Regions from separate parts of the Mus musculus genome. Here region 2 is linked to region 1. A link is a loop called in an ENCODE intact Hi-C map of the cell type or tissue named here. Cell type or tissue: left cerebral cortex. All regions are shown on one strand.

Region 1 (8,000 bases):
CTTTCCTCTCCCAACAAAGTATGGCACCCAGGCTGGAACTGTGCTGGCTGCATGGGTGTCGAGGGAAGGGGGAATTGGGCAACTATGGCCAAAAAAAAAAGTGGTGTCCTGACTTTCTAATACCCCTTTTCCTTTGTTGCTACAGACTGGAGAAGGTCTGAAGGCCAGGCTGGTGAGTAAAGCCCCTTTCTCTCCTGCTGTTTCTCACTAGATTCCTTGACTTCCATGATAGAATCATACCTTTCTAAACCCACTGAAAATGTCCTAAGTTGGAAATGCATTTGATGTGCCTACTAAACATCACTGAGGCACCCGGCCAAAACCCGGGCTGGGGTTTTGGCCGGGTACCTTCTGATCACGTGGCTAGCTCACTGTGGCTTCCCCGGCATCTCCATAGAGTTAACCCGCCACCTATCACCAGCCTGAGAACTGATCGAAACTCCAAGCCTGGTTTCTAATGAATCCTAAGACTCCCACACTATTGTAAAGTAACGCAAGCAAGCAAGCAAACACACCAAAAATGTAGGTCAAGCGATCACTAGCCAGTTACTCTCTACTTAGCAACATCACACTCTTGCCTGGTGCTTCCATTTTCTCTCCTGTGCTTCCCAGGTTGTATGCATATTGTACTTGGTAGAGGTCAGACCCACGTTTCCTTGTATATTTATACTTATTGTCCCAAGGCTACATGTGGAAGAGCATTGTTTCTAATCCTGGTTACTGAATGGAAAAAAAAACCAAATAAACAAACAAATAAATCAAAAGGAAAGGGCATGAGTGGTCCTAGGAATGGTGTAGAGGAAGTTTACTGTAGCTAAAAGGGAGAACCCAGAGTGGACACGCCCCTGAGCCATGTGAGGAGAGTTGGGGAAGGGAAGGGAGAGAGGAGGGAGGCGAACCAGGTATAGCAGCCAGGAAGCCTAAAAGAGAACTGGGTACCAAAATGGCTGGATTTTAAATAGGGAAGGGCGGCTGGGGGTGGGGGGTGGAGGAGCAGCCCAGCCTTCCTCTCTTGGCTGGAGAAGGTTAGGGTAGTGGGCAGGGTATGTCAGCCAGGATTGAGGGATCCTAGAGCCTAGCATAGACCTTGATATGCTAATAGGCACCAGAGGCATAGGTAGATGGAAAAGACATATGCCATTTTTGCCACATATAAGGAGAATGACTCTTTTTTAGCAAGTATGAACTATCTTTTTAAATCCCAGAGGGAATTCTGGCTTTTGCCTAAAGGCTAGACTCTGGGAAAAGGAATTTCTTGGAACCTGACAATGTCATAAAGGCCTATATTCCCTCCATAAGGCCATCAATCTAATGTATACTTTATTTTGTATACATTCTTGTAAACCTGGGTTTCTACTTTGTCACATGCATCATAGGTTTTTGTAAACATCATTCATAGTCACATGCTGTCTGTCCCTTGCTTCATACACGTATTACTGACTAAATATCCATATTGTGTATGTTAGGTCTGCTTCTTCTTGCTGATTCTCACTGCACATCACTGCAAACCACACCGAATAAGCCCCAAGTGTGTTGTCCTATCACCCTGTTTCTCTAGGAAGTATAACCAGGAAGGGAGATTAGGATGCTGGCCAGACAAAGGTTTCCCAGAAAGCCATCTTCCTGCCACCCCCTATGGTGAAGCTCTGTACACTTGCATCCTGTGTGGACTAGCTCTCTAAATTTGCCAGCCCAGAGAGATAAATGCTTTCTCATTCTTTTATTTGTGGTGCTCTCTGGATACTAACGTTCTGAGGATTCCTGTATGGTGTTGGTGTACACACACACACACACACACACACACACACACACACACACACAATCGATATTAAACAACACGAATTCCTTTTATTACTGTGTCATTTACTGTTAGCTTTGTTCATGTTCCCATTATTAAAGAGAAATCATTACTTTACTTTTGATAAAGTTTAATTCATCAAAACTTGTACCTTATGGCTTATGTTCCTGAAATTTTGTTGAAGACCTTTGCTAAGGATCCCACGATGATGCTGTCTTATAACTTCTTTTATTAATGTATAGTGTATTTCTCACCTTCTAGTAGTGTCACATAGCATCTGATACAGGAAACTTGCAGTGAGCAAAGGTTTACTTGAGATCACAGTTTCAGTGGTGATGGATCCATGGTCACTTGGGCCTGTGACCAGGCAGCACATTGCAGCAGGGAGTGTGAGTAGAGAAAGCTGCTTGCCACACAGTAGGCAAAGAGAAGAGACGGGAAGGCCAGAGTCTCAATAACCCCTGGATGGCCAGAAGACTTTCATTTTTGCTATCTCTCTTAAAGATTCCACATAGTGCAGAGCTGAGGACTAAGCCTTTAACTCAGGGCCATTGGAGAATATTTCATATCCAAACTGCAATGACATGTTTCATGTGTAGGCCATTAATCCTACAGAATTCCTCACACTCTAGCTGTGAGGTAACAGTGAGTCCACTGATTTGTCTGTGTGCAGGGAATGGGTCTTCTCAATGCCATTTAGTACACCAACTATAATTTCCCCATTGAGGCAAGGTTTCCACTTGAGCGGATGTTCAGTCCAGATGGGCTTGCCCAAGGGCTCGCCTCCCCTGCTTGTTATCACTATTATGGCCTTAGTGGCTTCCGGATGTTCAAATGTTCCTTCCCTGTATCTACTTCCCTTTTAATTTGTGGGCAGCTCTTGAGCAAGGGATGCCATCTTATGGGTCTCAAAGTTACTGGCTGATCTCTCTGAGTCCTCTCTCCTCTCTCTTTGGTTTCAGAGTGGAGAGCAGCCCAGCAATATGCAGGTAAGTATCTGAAGCTGACCGGTTGGGTTGGGTCTTGCACAGAAGGGATGCAGAGGGACCTGACTTTAGAGGGAGGATTTTTCCAGGAGTCAAGTCCATATCCTGGAAATGAACACATTATACATACTACATGCTGCATACATGTTCCATGACAGGAAGACTGCTTCTGAGATCTTTTGCAGAAGAAAGGGCAGAATCTGAAAGGAACCTCTCAGATCATTTCAGAGAAGGGCCCCTCAGGCAGCCATGATGATACACACACGAAGTCCCAGTGCTTGGGAGGCTGAGGTCAAGATCATGATCTTGATCATGAGTCAAGATCATCCTGGGCTATATAGGGAGACCTTGTCTCAAGAAATGGGCAGGTGTGTACCCTCTAGTTTCTCAGCCATCGAGTGGTTGTGTTTGGGGTCATGGGTGTTGGAGTGTAGGTCACTGAATGATCTCAGAGGTTCCCTGTAGTATTAAGAGCCCTAAAATTGCTGTAAAGCAGAGGCACAACATTGACGTTCAGACTGGGCGATAGGACCAGAGGACACAGAAGCCAACAAATATCTGTCTCCTCATTGCACAAGGCTTGGCTCCGTCCTCGCAAATCTACTCATGAACCTACCTCATTTGGAACCTAAGAGTGGGATTCAGGAAGAGTTGTTTTTGGGAATGATCTGCATGATGCTCTGGGAAGAGGGATGGTTGACAGAATTGGTGGGTGGGAAGGAGTGTGATACCACCAGTTGCTCCAACTGGTCAACTAGAAGTTTTCCGAGGAACAGAGGAGAGGCCAAATGAGAGCAGAGAAGAGGAAAGAGCGGGAGGTGGAGGGAAGTAGAAGGGAGAGGAATGGAGGGGAAAGAAGAGGTTTCTGAACCTTCCTCAGTAGGTACTAACCTTAAGCTTCTGCTCAGCGGATGTGACCTTGGATCCTGCCACAGCGCACCCTAGCCTGGAGGTCTCCAACAACGGCAAGACCGTGTCCTCCCGCCTGGGGGTGCCCAGTATTGCAGCTGGGGACCCGCAGCGGTTCTCGGAGCAGACCTGCGTGCTGAGCCGGGAGCGCTTCTCCAGCGGCCGCCACTACTGGGAGGTGCACGTGGGCCGGCGCAGCCGCTGGTTCCTGGGCGCCTGTCTGGAGTCGGTGGAGCGCTCCGGGCCCGCGCGCCTGAGCCCGGCGGCTGGCTACTGGGTGATGGGGCTGTGGAACCGCTGCGAGTACTTCGTGCTGGACCCGCATCGCGTGGCACTGGCGCTACGCGTGCCTCCCCGGAGGATAGGCGTCCTGTTGGACTACGAGGCCGGGAAGCTGTCTTTCTTCAACGTGTCTGATGGCTCGCACATCTTCAGCTTCACCGACACTTTCTCAGGGGCGCTCCGCGCCTACTTAAGGCCCCGAGCTCACGACGGCAGTGAACATCCGGATCCTATGACCATCTGCTCTTTGCCGGTTAGAGGGCCACAGGTCCTCGAAGAGAACGACAACGACAACTGGCTACAGCCCTATGAGCCTCTGGACCCCGCCTGGGCTGTTAATGAGGCAGTGTCCTGACCTCAAGGCCAGGTCCAAGCACTGTCCTGAACTCCTGGACAGCGCTTTGCTCTCCTGCAGCCAAAGCAGAGTCAGCAGAAAGAGGACAGAGAGAGAGGGCCTATACAGATGAATGTATATAATTATCTTTAAACAGACAAATGAAAGATTGTTTGTGTATATAGCAGGATTCTGGAGTGTGCAGTGTAGAAGATGGGAAAGAATCATAATTATCCGCTAATGTGTGTATAGTTCTGTATAGTGTATATGTGTGTGTGTGTGTGTGTGTGTGTGTGTGTGTAATTTTGTGGATCCTGCAAAAGTCTAGAAGTAATGTCATTTCATAAGCAATGAGTTCACCTTTGGCTCAGAATACAGTTTATAGCGACTTCCTTGATCATGTATGTGGCAATTCGAACATGAAATTCAATAATGGCAGTGATGTGGCTGGCTGGGGGTAAGCAGTGGTAGAGTGCTTGCCTAGCCCGAGGGATAGCACACATCTTCAACTTCACTGCCGATTTCCCCAGAAAAGTGCATTGGATCCCCCGCTCAGGTGGAGCAGGATAAGGATGGCAGGAATGCAGCGATACTCCTAAAACATAAACATACATATAAGTAACATTTACAAACAGAAAAGGCTATATTTAGCAAAATATAAGTATATACATATACTCATCTAATATCATTAATTTTAAAAGCCATGATTTTGAAAGAGAGCTAGAAGTGAGGCATAGGAGAATTTGAGGGAAGGAAAAGGAAAGGAGAAATTATGGAATTTTGTTACAATCTCTTAAAATTAAAAATTAAGATAATGTAGTATTAGGCAATAACTAAAACCCAAATGTATAAGCCCATGCTAACACTTTATTTTTCCTCTGTTTGCAAAGGAAGTCTTAGAAATAATTAAGTGAAACCTTTCTAAAAGAGAATGGGGAGGGTGGAATGGAAAAGCTATTAGCTTTGCATCAAGGAAATAATCAGTATAGACCAAAAAACAAAAAACAAGCAAGCAAACAAAAAACTGATGGCTGATAAGCCCACCAGGCAGTCTATTGAAAAGCAAGATGGCACCAATCTTATGTAGCAATCTTACATATTTCTTAAAATAGTGGAAATATAAACACAACTGAGAAAAAAGTGTATGAAATGATTCCTAATGATACCTGTAGACTGGAGCCTAGCATCATCATTATCAGAGAGGCTTCATCCAGCAATTGATAGGAGCAGACACAGAGACCCACAGCTAAACTTTAGGAGAAGCACAGTAAATCTCCTGAAAGGGAGGAGGAAGGTTTATAGAAGCCAGAAGGGTCAAGGACAAGGACACTGTATGAACAAAGCCCACAGAATCAAATAAGCTGGGCTCATAGGGGTTCACAGAGACTGAAGGGAGGATCAGGAAGACTACATGGATCTGACCGAGGTCCTCTGCCTATATTTTACAGTTGAGTAGCTTGGTGTTCTTGTGATGCTCCTAACAATAGGTGCAGTGGCTGCTGCTGGTTCTTTTTCCTGCTTTTGGGGCCCTTTTCCTCCTACTGGGTTGCCTTGCCCAGCCTTGATATGAAGAGATGTGCCTAGTCTCACGGCATCTTATTTTGCCATGTTTGGTTGATATCCTTGGGAGGTCTGCTCTTTTCTGAAATAAAAGAGGAGTGGATCTGGAGGAGAGGGGAGATAAGTGGGGGCTGGGAGAAGAGGAGAGAAGGAATCACAGTCAGGATGTTATATATGAGAGAAGAATAAACAACAAAAACAAATACAATTGTTTTAAGTAGGGGAAAGGACTTCAGACTCTTTCCTCAGCTTACTAGCATCCTCACATTCTTGGGAGAGCTTTTTCCTTTCTTAAAAGGCGCTCTCTCTCTCTCTCTCTCTCTCTCTCTCTCTCTCTCTCTCTCTCTCTCTCTCTCTCTCCTTTGAGACAAGGTTTCTATGTGTAGCCCTGGCTGTCCTGGAACTCACTCTGTAGACCAGGATGACCTTGAACTCAGAAATCCTCCTGCCTCTGCCTCCAAAGTGCTGTGATTAAAGGTGTGCGCCACCTATTTCTACTCCATATCTAATGTAAAAGTCATGGTGTTTTCTTCATCTTTTCCTTTTGCATGCCAGAGTTTTCATCTCCTTTGTACCAGTTTGCTGTAAACTCTGATAAAATTGTCCTTGAGCTTCCTTTAGAAAAATAAAGGAAAAGGGAAATGGGGATAGTACTATTGCAATGATAATTTGCAGGATGAGCCATGTAATGACATTTACATTTTCAAGGATGAGATAAGACATTAGGTCAAAGAAAAATGAATGGGAGCCCCCAAATATGAAAATACTTATGTGAGTGTTGATTTTTAGTTAGTGCCATAGTGATGCAGGGAAATATTGTTCTTCAAAAATAAGTGTTGAGAGCTTTAGAGATGCTTGAGGTAAACACAATGACTATTTTACTCTCAGGTGCTCCCCCAAACCCCAGAAAGCAAAGGTGGTGATTGATAGCGTCTCTGGTTAACTCATCTGCAGGGACTTGACATACCTTGAGGTAGGCTTCAAGTGTGTCAGATTCAAAGAGCTGAAGTGGAAATGTCTGGTTTCTTCGGAGACTCAGTTGTGTCATGTAATGCTTTTCTGGAAACTGTCTTATCAGAGGATGTTTTTGCTGAAGCAGACACGTAGAAGATGTTTTGCTGAGAACAGATATGTGATGATTTTCTGGAAGCTGCCTGGAAAGGGGTATATGATGTTTTGCTAGAGCAGATGCTTGAGAGAACATGTGATGTTTGGAGAAGGTATAAATACATCCCAACAGTGAACAACACTGTGTGGTATTGGTTCGCCTTGCTACTCCTTGCTGGTCTTTGTCATGACTTCACAGAGAGAAACACACCAAAGAACTTCTGGTGGTGTTCTTGCAGCTTCTTGGCACTTCTGCAGACTCCAGCAGATTGACAGAGCCTTGAGGTTTCTCCTGGATCAACCTGCCACTGCTGATTCGTGAATGGTGTTTGCAAGTGGATCGAGATACTGCTGCTGATTTGTGTGAACTGAACTGCTGTTATTCTGACAACACAGATCGGATTCCCTCCAAAGAACAATTTCTAAACAGGTCCACACCCTCCTTTGCCCTATTAACCTTCTTTCCCACTACCTCTGGTGGGTGGTAGGCTAGAAGGGAGGTTAAAGCATTTAAGTACACTTATTAAAGTAGGTTTTGAAAAATATAAGCATACAAAGAGTGTGTTGGGAAAAAAAACCTAACAAACCAAAAGAGAACAGACCCAAAAGTTCAATGCTAGTCTCTGGAGGGGAAATGTTTGGTGACTGTTAATATTCTAAGTGCCTCTTTGTAGTATTAAATGGTCAGAGGTATGATTAGATTCGTTCTGTAGGGAGGGGAAAGGTGCCTTGTTGGTGTTAGTGAGCCAGGCTCTTACTATGCAGCCTAGAGGTTAGAAGCCACCTGTTTGTTACTATACAAAATAAACGTATTCATACTATCCAATGTTATGATGCCATAAATTTTTATGGTGCGACTGTTTTGGAGGCCCATGTGTGTGTGTGTGTGTGTGCGTGCACGTGCGCATGTACATGTGAAGGCTTTGGGTACCTCCCTCTATCATTCTCTTACCTTTATGTTTTGAGACAGGGTCTCTCAAGGAGCCTAGAGTTTTTAAAATTAAATATAAAATAGGCTGGTTTC
Region 2 (8,000 bases), 360 kb before region 1:
CAGAATTTGTAAAAAAAAATTCTGATTAGGTGAAGGTTTGTGTTAGTAGGGGGTATGACATCTCACCCTGCCATGGTCTTTACTTTTCTAATGTCAACAATATGCTTAACTTTGAACCCTTTCTCCTAATCTCCACTGTGTACAGCATTTTGATTCTTCCACATTTGTTCTTTTTTTTTTAAATAGTTGTAAAGATCAGTTTTTATCTGTATTCCTCAAAGTGTATGTGCCTCTATGTCTATGAGTTATCTTTATAAATAATGAACTTTTGATCATTTATTGCTGACAGTATATAAGTTTAAATCCTTCTTCCTAGGACACTGTTTTGATGATCTTGCAAGGTTATAATGGAATCACATTCAAGCCATACAGTTTAAGTTTATTTCTTAACAAAAGAAAAGATCCTACTAACTCATCCCTAACCACTGTCTTGAGTGTGTACTGTTAGAATTAAATCTACTTTCACTTTTTTCATTAAGACATTCACATGTGGTGTTGGGATATTAATGTCAGTATCAAAACCGACTAGGCACCAAAGTGTTGTTCTGTCAATCCTCTATTCCATGTCTTTGCAGATACACGCAGATATCCACTTGTATCCTGATCAGCCCCACCCTTTCATGATGGACACAGAACACGATTGCATTTTTGTTCCACAAGCTTTCCAAAAAATCTACAAGGCTCTTTAATCAAATGTGCAAGAATAATCTACCATAAATATTCAGTATAAATTCCCAAACTATAGATTGTTTGTAGTCAGTTTAGTTGAGCTTCAAAGAGTAAATTTTCATGAACTGCACACAGAACACAGTCACCAACTGTGATGGGTACCTCTGTGTGCACCCCTCCGAGAAATTCTTGGTTTGTTTCCACAACTCTGACTGCGCTTCTATCCTTTGGTCCTCAGTGATGCTTACAACTTACTATAAGAGCCTTACTGTTTATGTCTTAAATTGTAGCTAATTAATTTTATGAAATTGCAGAGATAGAGATTCAGACTAGAATTTTTTAGACCAGATGTGTAACAGAGCAGAGTGGTTAGATGACAGAGAATGTAAGAGTCCATGAGAGATAAATTATTTTTACATTAATTTAATGTTCTTTGCTACCAGAATAATGGTCCAACACAGTGGATTCTAGTGCTAGTTCTTAGTGGAATATTTCCCCTTTAAGTTTGAATGTGAGTATCTCACCCAAGCCCCACTTACCTGAAGTTCAAGGACAAATCTCCTGCCTTTCTCTCTCTCTGTTTTACTGGCTTCAAAGGAGAGGAGAGGTTCACTAGAGAACTGGTGGCAACTTGTGATGTCTGAAAGATACTTCCCTCTTTGGTTCTATAGTGAGAAGGGCTCAGGTCAGTGCTCCTGTCTCTTAGAAGTCATGATAGCATATATAGTGGACAGTATTGCGTCTCCCAGCCTAGGAGGTCAGACTGTCCCCTTTTACCTTGACCCTTTGAGTCCAAGAAGTAGCTGGTGTGTTACCAACTCCCCACGCAAAACTAAAGCTGCAGACACAAATTCTATCCTGAGGGAACTCACAAGCCTTCTTGGGCATTGAGCCCACGATGGCCTGCATATTAAAGTAGGCACTCTACCACTGAGTTATAGCCCCAACCCCATAGAAACTGTGGAGAATCAGTGGCTTACAAGGCATGACCTTGGAGACCTAGGGCCCCACTGTGGCAATTACAATGAACTTGACTGGCTCCAAGATATGACTTTCAGTCCTCAGTACTCTCTATTCCCCTGGCCTCTGTTAAGTCTGTGTGACCCAGTGTGTATTCTTAGGATGATAGCTTACTTGCTCATGTGATTCTGCAGTCCAAGATTCCATCACCTTCTCTACATTGACCCCTACTCGCCTTTTGCCAGACAGATCAAATTCCATGTTGCACATGAATCCTGACTTGTTCAGCAAACTACAGTTGCCTTCCTTTACACGGAGTCTTCATATGATGCCCAGAAAGTTATTCCGTTGATCCAACTGATATTAGTTTCCTTTATATGAGTTAGAATACATTACTTTCCTTCCCTCCCTCCCTTTCTGCCTCCCTTTCTTCCCTTGTTGCCTTTGGATTTTATCCACATTTATTAACTTTAAAATTAGAATACAAAGTAATAGGTTTCATCATTAGATCTTCATAAATATGTACTTTATACTTTGCTCTTATATTTATCCCTCCCCATTGCTATTTTAAATCCTCAATCATCCCTAGCTAGTTCACTTTCTTCCTCTAGCCCTTCCTTCCGTTTCCTGACTGCATGTATCCCTTTACCTTCTCCATTAATATCCTAGTTTGCTTTCTATTTCGGTGATAATGGCCATGACCAAAATTAACTTGGGAGGAAAGAGTTTATTTGATTTTATAGCTTATAGCCTATCATTCAGAGAATTCAGGGCAGGAACTTGAGGCAGGACCTGAAGCAGAGGCCATGGAGAAATGCTTCTTACTGGCTTGCTCCTATTAGCTTCTTCAGTTTGCTTTCTTATACAATATAGACCCACCTGGGGTGGTACCACCTACAGTGGACTTGATCACCTATGTCAATCATTAACTTAGGCTTGTCTAGACAATCTAATAGAGGTATTTTCTCAAATGAGATCTTCTCTTTGTAGATGACACTAGTAGTCAAATGGATAGGAAAACTAACCTTTACCATTAATATATTCCCCCCTTTCTTATAGTTTTATTAACTGCACATACATGCATGTAATTTTAAATCTGGATTCTATAGATGAGGTAAAATATTGAATGTGTCTTTCTGAATCTGGCTTGTTGTGCTTTACAGGAGGATTTTAAGTTGTATCCATTGTTTTCCTCGACAAATAAAAAGATAAATTACAAACATCTTTTAATATACTAAAGAACCATGGGTTACACAGAGCTGCTTATCTTTGGTGACTGTTTCCTGGGCTAAAGTCTAAAGAAAATTATATTTTGTGGTTGTCAGAACAGAGGTATTTTACTTGCTTATTTAAGTTTATTACCAATATTTTTGATGTAGACTGCCCAGACCTCAGCACAGATCAACAGTGTCTTCTTGTGTTGATTTTAGGGAAATTCAAGATTAACATAGGAGAAACTTGTAGCAGGGGACATTGTTAGATGAAACAAGAAAACCATTCCTTCTAGGAATTTTGTCATCTAGTGATTCTCCTGCATAGAAGTCAAACACTGTTCAGGAAAGTCTCTGTCTCATTTTCTCACCTATGTTCTTTCTGTCTTCCTTCCAACTTTTTTATTTTCAAAATGATATTGAATGTTTATTAGATTATATGTGCAGTTAAATTGTCATAGTTTATATAGTAGTGTGTTGATGACTATATCATAAAATCAATTTAATAAAGTCTTAGCTAATACCTTTTAATTATAAAAAGTTTACAGCCAACCTCACTTTAAATATTTTTTTTCAAATGCCTATACTCAGGGGTTCACATCTGATTCTGTTTCATTTCCTCAGACCTAGACAGAGAGCTTAAAGATGCTCTATGTAATGGGGGCCATCCCAAAAGTTGCTCCTTGTTTGTGGGATATGTTCTTCTATCTGGGCTGCATTGTCTGGCCTCAGTGGGAAAGGAAGCGCTTAGCCTCACAGAGACTTGAAATGCCAGGGTGGGATGACACATAGAGGGCCCCCACCCACTCAGAAAAGAAGGGGTTTAGGGATAGGGGAAGCATTGTGGGAGGGGGTGACCAAGAGTGACCACTGGGGCAGTGAGCAGGATGTAAAGTGGATAAGTAAAATAGATAGATAGATAGATAGATAGATAGATAGATGGATAGATGGATGGATAGATAGATAGATAGATGATAAATAAATATGTTCTGTGTAGCTTTGCTTTTTCCTTCCATCTTTAGGATCACAATATCTAGCTTTCTGGGGACCTTTCCCTCATTAATTACTTATTTATTGACTTTACATCCTATTCTTACCTCCACGCCAGATTTATTATCATTTTTTTAACCTTTCACACAGCATTCATACTTGAAAAAAAGGACAATTCTCAAGCTTCTGTGAGTAAAACCAGATCAACCAATTGCCTTCTCTTGCACAAGTTTACAGTTCCAGTCCCTAGAACAATGCCTGGCATCAACAATTCCTGTTATCAGAAAAGAAGTCTCCTATAAAGTGACCCAAGTGTAAATCTTGCTGCATGTAAATATCATCCTTTAACCAGGGAAGCCCTCATGATTTCCTCTTCATTTCCACATTGTAAAAATAGATCATATCTGAAATTTGATGTGCTCCATGAAATATTTCTGTTCCTGTTGCTTTAATTGCCACCCACATCATAGAATTGCAACCACTGTATCAGAAATGGGCTTAGAGATGTGAGAATACATGTCCAAGGTCAGAACTACTTAGGAGAAATGTATGAACTCTTGGCATTTGCCTTTGAAATAATGCCTTTTACCTGGCATCACATTGTGAATATTGACTTGGGTATGGTGTTTTTATTCTGAGTTTAGTCTTCTCTTCTTGTAGGAAATATTATTTGGGTTTTAAAAAATTCCTCTAAAACCACATAATTCCCCAAATACAAGACACAAAACCTTTATATTTATAATAAGCCTTAAAGCACTAGAGCTGAGGAGATGTCTACCCTCTATGCTATTTTGTCTACTTCCCTGTTAATAACCTTGAGATATCACTTGCCATGTTCCACCTGCACTGCTCCTACTCCAATAGCCTGGCCCTAATGGCCACACACTCATGATCTACATACACAAAGCAACTTTTCTTCCTCTTTTCTCCTTCTTATGATCTCTGCCTGAGATCCCAAGCCCAAGGAACATTTGCTCTGCCCTCTCCTTTCTGCTGACTCCAGGTTGTAGGCATCTTTATTAACCAATCATGGATAACTTGGCGGGCAAGGTTTACAACAAAAGCTGGTATACATGAAGATCTGCTCATCTTGGAGCAATCATGTGTTGGGATACAGAATTTGACATTTGAATACAAGCAGCACCAGACCAACCACCTACATTCTCTCGCTCTCAATTATACTTAGAGTCCACGTCCATTCTCCTATGGAGAATCGCTATACCTCTCTCCCAGACTCATTCCTTGGAGAAATTATGACACAAAGCAACTCTTAATATTTATTTCGTGAGGATCTAGAAGTGTTTTAGACCACCAGTTTTAATATTCAGATAAGTAAGAAGTACAATCATGATGCCTACTGAGGAATATCTTCTGGAGAATAATAGGTCTCTATAGGCAAGATGAGTTTTGTCATATGAGAAATATTAGATAATATTTGTATAAACTTCTGTTCCCCTCCTATGTTGTGCTTGTATCTCTCCCTAGTACCTTGCATAGAGCCCCCTTCACATCCTTGTTTCTTAGGGTATAAATCAGAGGGTTCAGCATTGGAGTAATGATAGTATAAAAGAGGGCAGCAAACTTCCCTTCACTCCCGGAATACACATGGACAGGTTGGAGATAGGTGTACATGGCTGAGCCATAAAAAAGAAAAACCACAGTAAGGTGGGACCCACAAGTCCCCAGGGCCTTTCTGCGCCCAGATCTTGACTTGATCTTCAACACTGCATGAGCAATGTGTGCATAGGTGCCTAGAATTAGTGCTACAGGACAGACCAAAATTACAGCTCCAGCCACAAACAAGTTGGCCTCTGTTCCTCCTGTGTCCTCACAAGCCAGCTTCAGGAGAACAAGCATCTCACAGAAGAAGTGGTTCAGGTGATGGCCACAGAGAGGTATGGTCATGATGAGGCTTGTCTGAGTCAGAGAGTTCACAAGGCCTCCCACCCAGGAGGAGATGGCCAATGCATGGCAGAGAAGGGGGTGCATAATGCTGGTGTAGTGTAGTGGATGACACACAGCGACATAGCGGTCGAAAGCCATCACCACAAGGAGCATACACTCAGTTCCACCCAGTAAGAGCACTATGAAGAACTGGGTCATACACCCAGCATAGCTCATGGTCTTGTCAATTCCAGAAATATTGACAAGAAGCTGAGGTACAATGCTGGTGGTGTAGCAGAGGTCCAGGAAAGAGAGGTTGTTAAGGAAGAAGTACATTGGTGTTTGTAGTCGCTGATCCATTCGTGAGATTGTGATGATGGTGAAGTTTCCAAAGATGGTTAGGATATAGAACATTGAAATGAAGACAAAAAAGATATGTTCCAGTTGAGGCCAGTCTGAGAAGCCCATCAAAATGAAGCCACCTTTTAAGGTGGTGTTGAAGCTGCTCATAGATTGTCACTCTCACAAAACAGAAGACAGCTCAATGCTTCCAATCAGAGCATGCACTTTGAAGTCACTTGAGCCCACAAAGTAACCCAAAGCTATATGAAGTCTGGCATATTTGCCTTAATTGTGGTCTACCTCATGTTGAATCTGCTAAGTGTCACAGTCTGAAGGCACAAGGAATCCTTGTTTTAAAAACTCTGCAGTTGGCTTGGATTCCAGAAACAGCAGGGCCTACAGGGAGGAGAGATTATCACCAACTTATCTACAAAGGACTGCAGCACATCATCTAATAGGAACCAGATATCAGTGATGACCATAGAGCAACTTCAGCACCATGATTGAGAAGATAGTGTGTAAGACCATACTTTAACCAGGACGCAGGCCAGGTCCTCATCCATGGTAGCAAACACTTTACACACTGAACCATTTCCCAGCCTCTGAATTATCTTTAAAACATTTAATTATTACTTTGAATCCCTACATACAGCATTTCAGAACATGCACATATGATTTTATACATTCAAAACACTAACAATTGTTTGTATTAAATTTCTAGTGTGTTTGTTCCTGTGTGTCTGTGCATGATTTTTATACATAAAATTCTTGATCAGCCATCATGTCCATTTTTTAGTCCATCTAAGAGTTTATATCATATATAGATAATAAAATATTAGCAAGAAAATATGCTCTCACTGAATTAATGTATTCACATTGCACAGCTAGAAGATGCACACACCAAAAGCTCTCATTGAAATGTATGTCTAAGCACAGCTGAGCAGACCTCTCCTTGCGTGCTTCTTTCTGCTCATCTACCAACAGTCTTACGAACATATCCTGACTCACATTGTCCAAAGGTGGTGTGATACTTCTGTGTTCTACAGGCATCTTTCCATTCAATGGTGACATAGTTACAAGTTGACTAATTCACTAGCTATATGTCTCACCATACACGGTCACTTTGGGATGTCTATAAAGCTTAGATGATGGGAAGGCACTCCTTGAACAATAAACACAACTACTTTACCAAAATATAAACACATAGAGACCAATGGTTATAACTGAAAATGATATTCTACATGTGGAGATTGTAGCAAAGGGTCCTTCCATCATCTGTTCTCATCTCCCTCTGTACAACTCCAGTGACGTTTATGTAGGATGATGCTAGCAAGAGGATGAACTCTCAGAACACAGTCCTTTCCATTGACCAAAAGGACATTGACAGATTTAGCTATTTCTAATATCCTTTGGGAATGAGGACTTATCCTTTAATACCTAGGGATATTAACAGAAACACACACCTAGAAGGGTGGGTGTGAAACCTGGGCAAGCAGGCACAGCATCTTCCTTTCTCTCTACACATTCTTTCCTTCACCTCACAGCCAACCCCCAGTGAAGAGTCAGCCTTTGCAAATGTTCCTATTGACTAACAGAAATAGTTTTTAAAGGATCCTGCATTAATTATCTCTTCCCACCATGGTATACATTGTATCTACTGTATGTACATGTATGGGCTCATGTGTGGCATGGCATGATTGTGAAGGTCAGAGCACAAGCATGAAAACTCCTTGTCTCCTGCTGTGTGGGTCCTGGCAGTGGAACTGAGGTCATGAGTGTTGTTATCGAGCTCCTTTACCTTCGAGCGATCTTGATGGCTCATTGTGCACCTTTAAACATCTCAAGACTAGGTGTTTCCACACAGAGATCTAAGTTTCCCTATCACCCACCAATTTAATATTGTCAGAATATGGTGAAACTTAAGTCAAACATGAAATTTGATTT

What was found. Peaks named below come from ENCODE experiments on the same cell type or tissue, not always from the same donor. Only the 100,000 strongest peaks of a DNase experiment are listed, where the experiment ranks them.
Region 2: a loop joins it to region 1, with 1.9 times the contacts of the local background. A loop is called at or near these places in 9 of 42 quality-filtered maps.

What each region holds. Positions count from the first base shown.
Region 1 is chr11:49,165,384-49,173,383 of GRCm38, reverse strand. Btnl9 (butyrophilin-like 9) reads left to right here. Exons shown (of 10, transcript NM_172793.2): 8 at 146-172; 9 at 2,761-2,787; 10 at 3,693-5,059. The coding sequence ends at 4,330. Among named protein-coding and RNA genes, the nearest start is that of Olfr1394, 9.4 kb to the right of the region's middle. In left cerebral cortex, no CTCF peak of the experiment used is centred here; a DNase peak (open chromatin) is centred at 4,003; H3K4me3 peaks cover 443 bases.
Region 2 is chr11:49,521,949-49,529,948 of GRCm38, reverse strand. Olfr1383 (olfactory receptor 1383) reads right to left here and starts at 6,224. Exons shown (of 1, transcript NM_207574.1): 1 at 5,289-6,224. The coding sequence starts at 6,224. The coding sequence ends at 5,289. In left cerebral cortex, no CTCF peak of the experiment used is centred here; no DNase peak of the experiment used is centred here.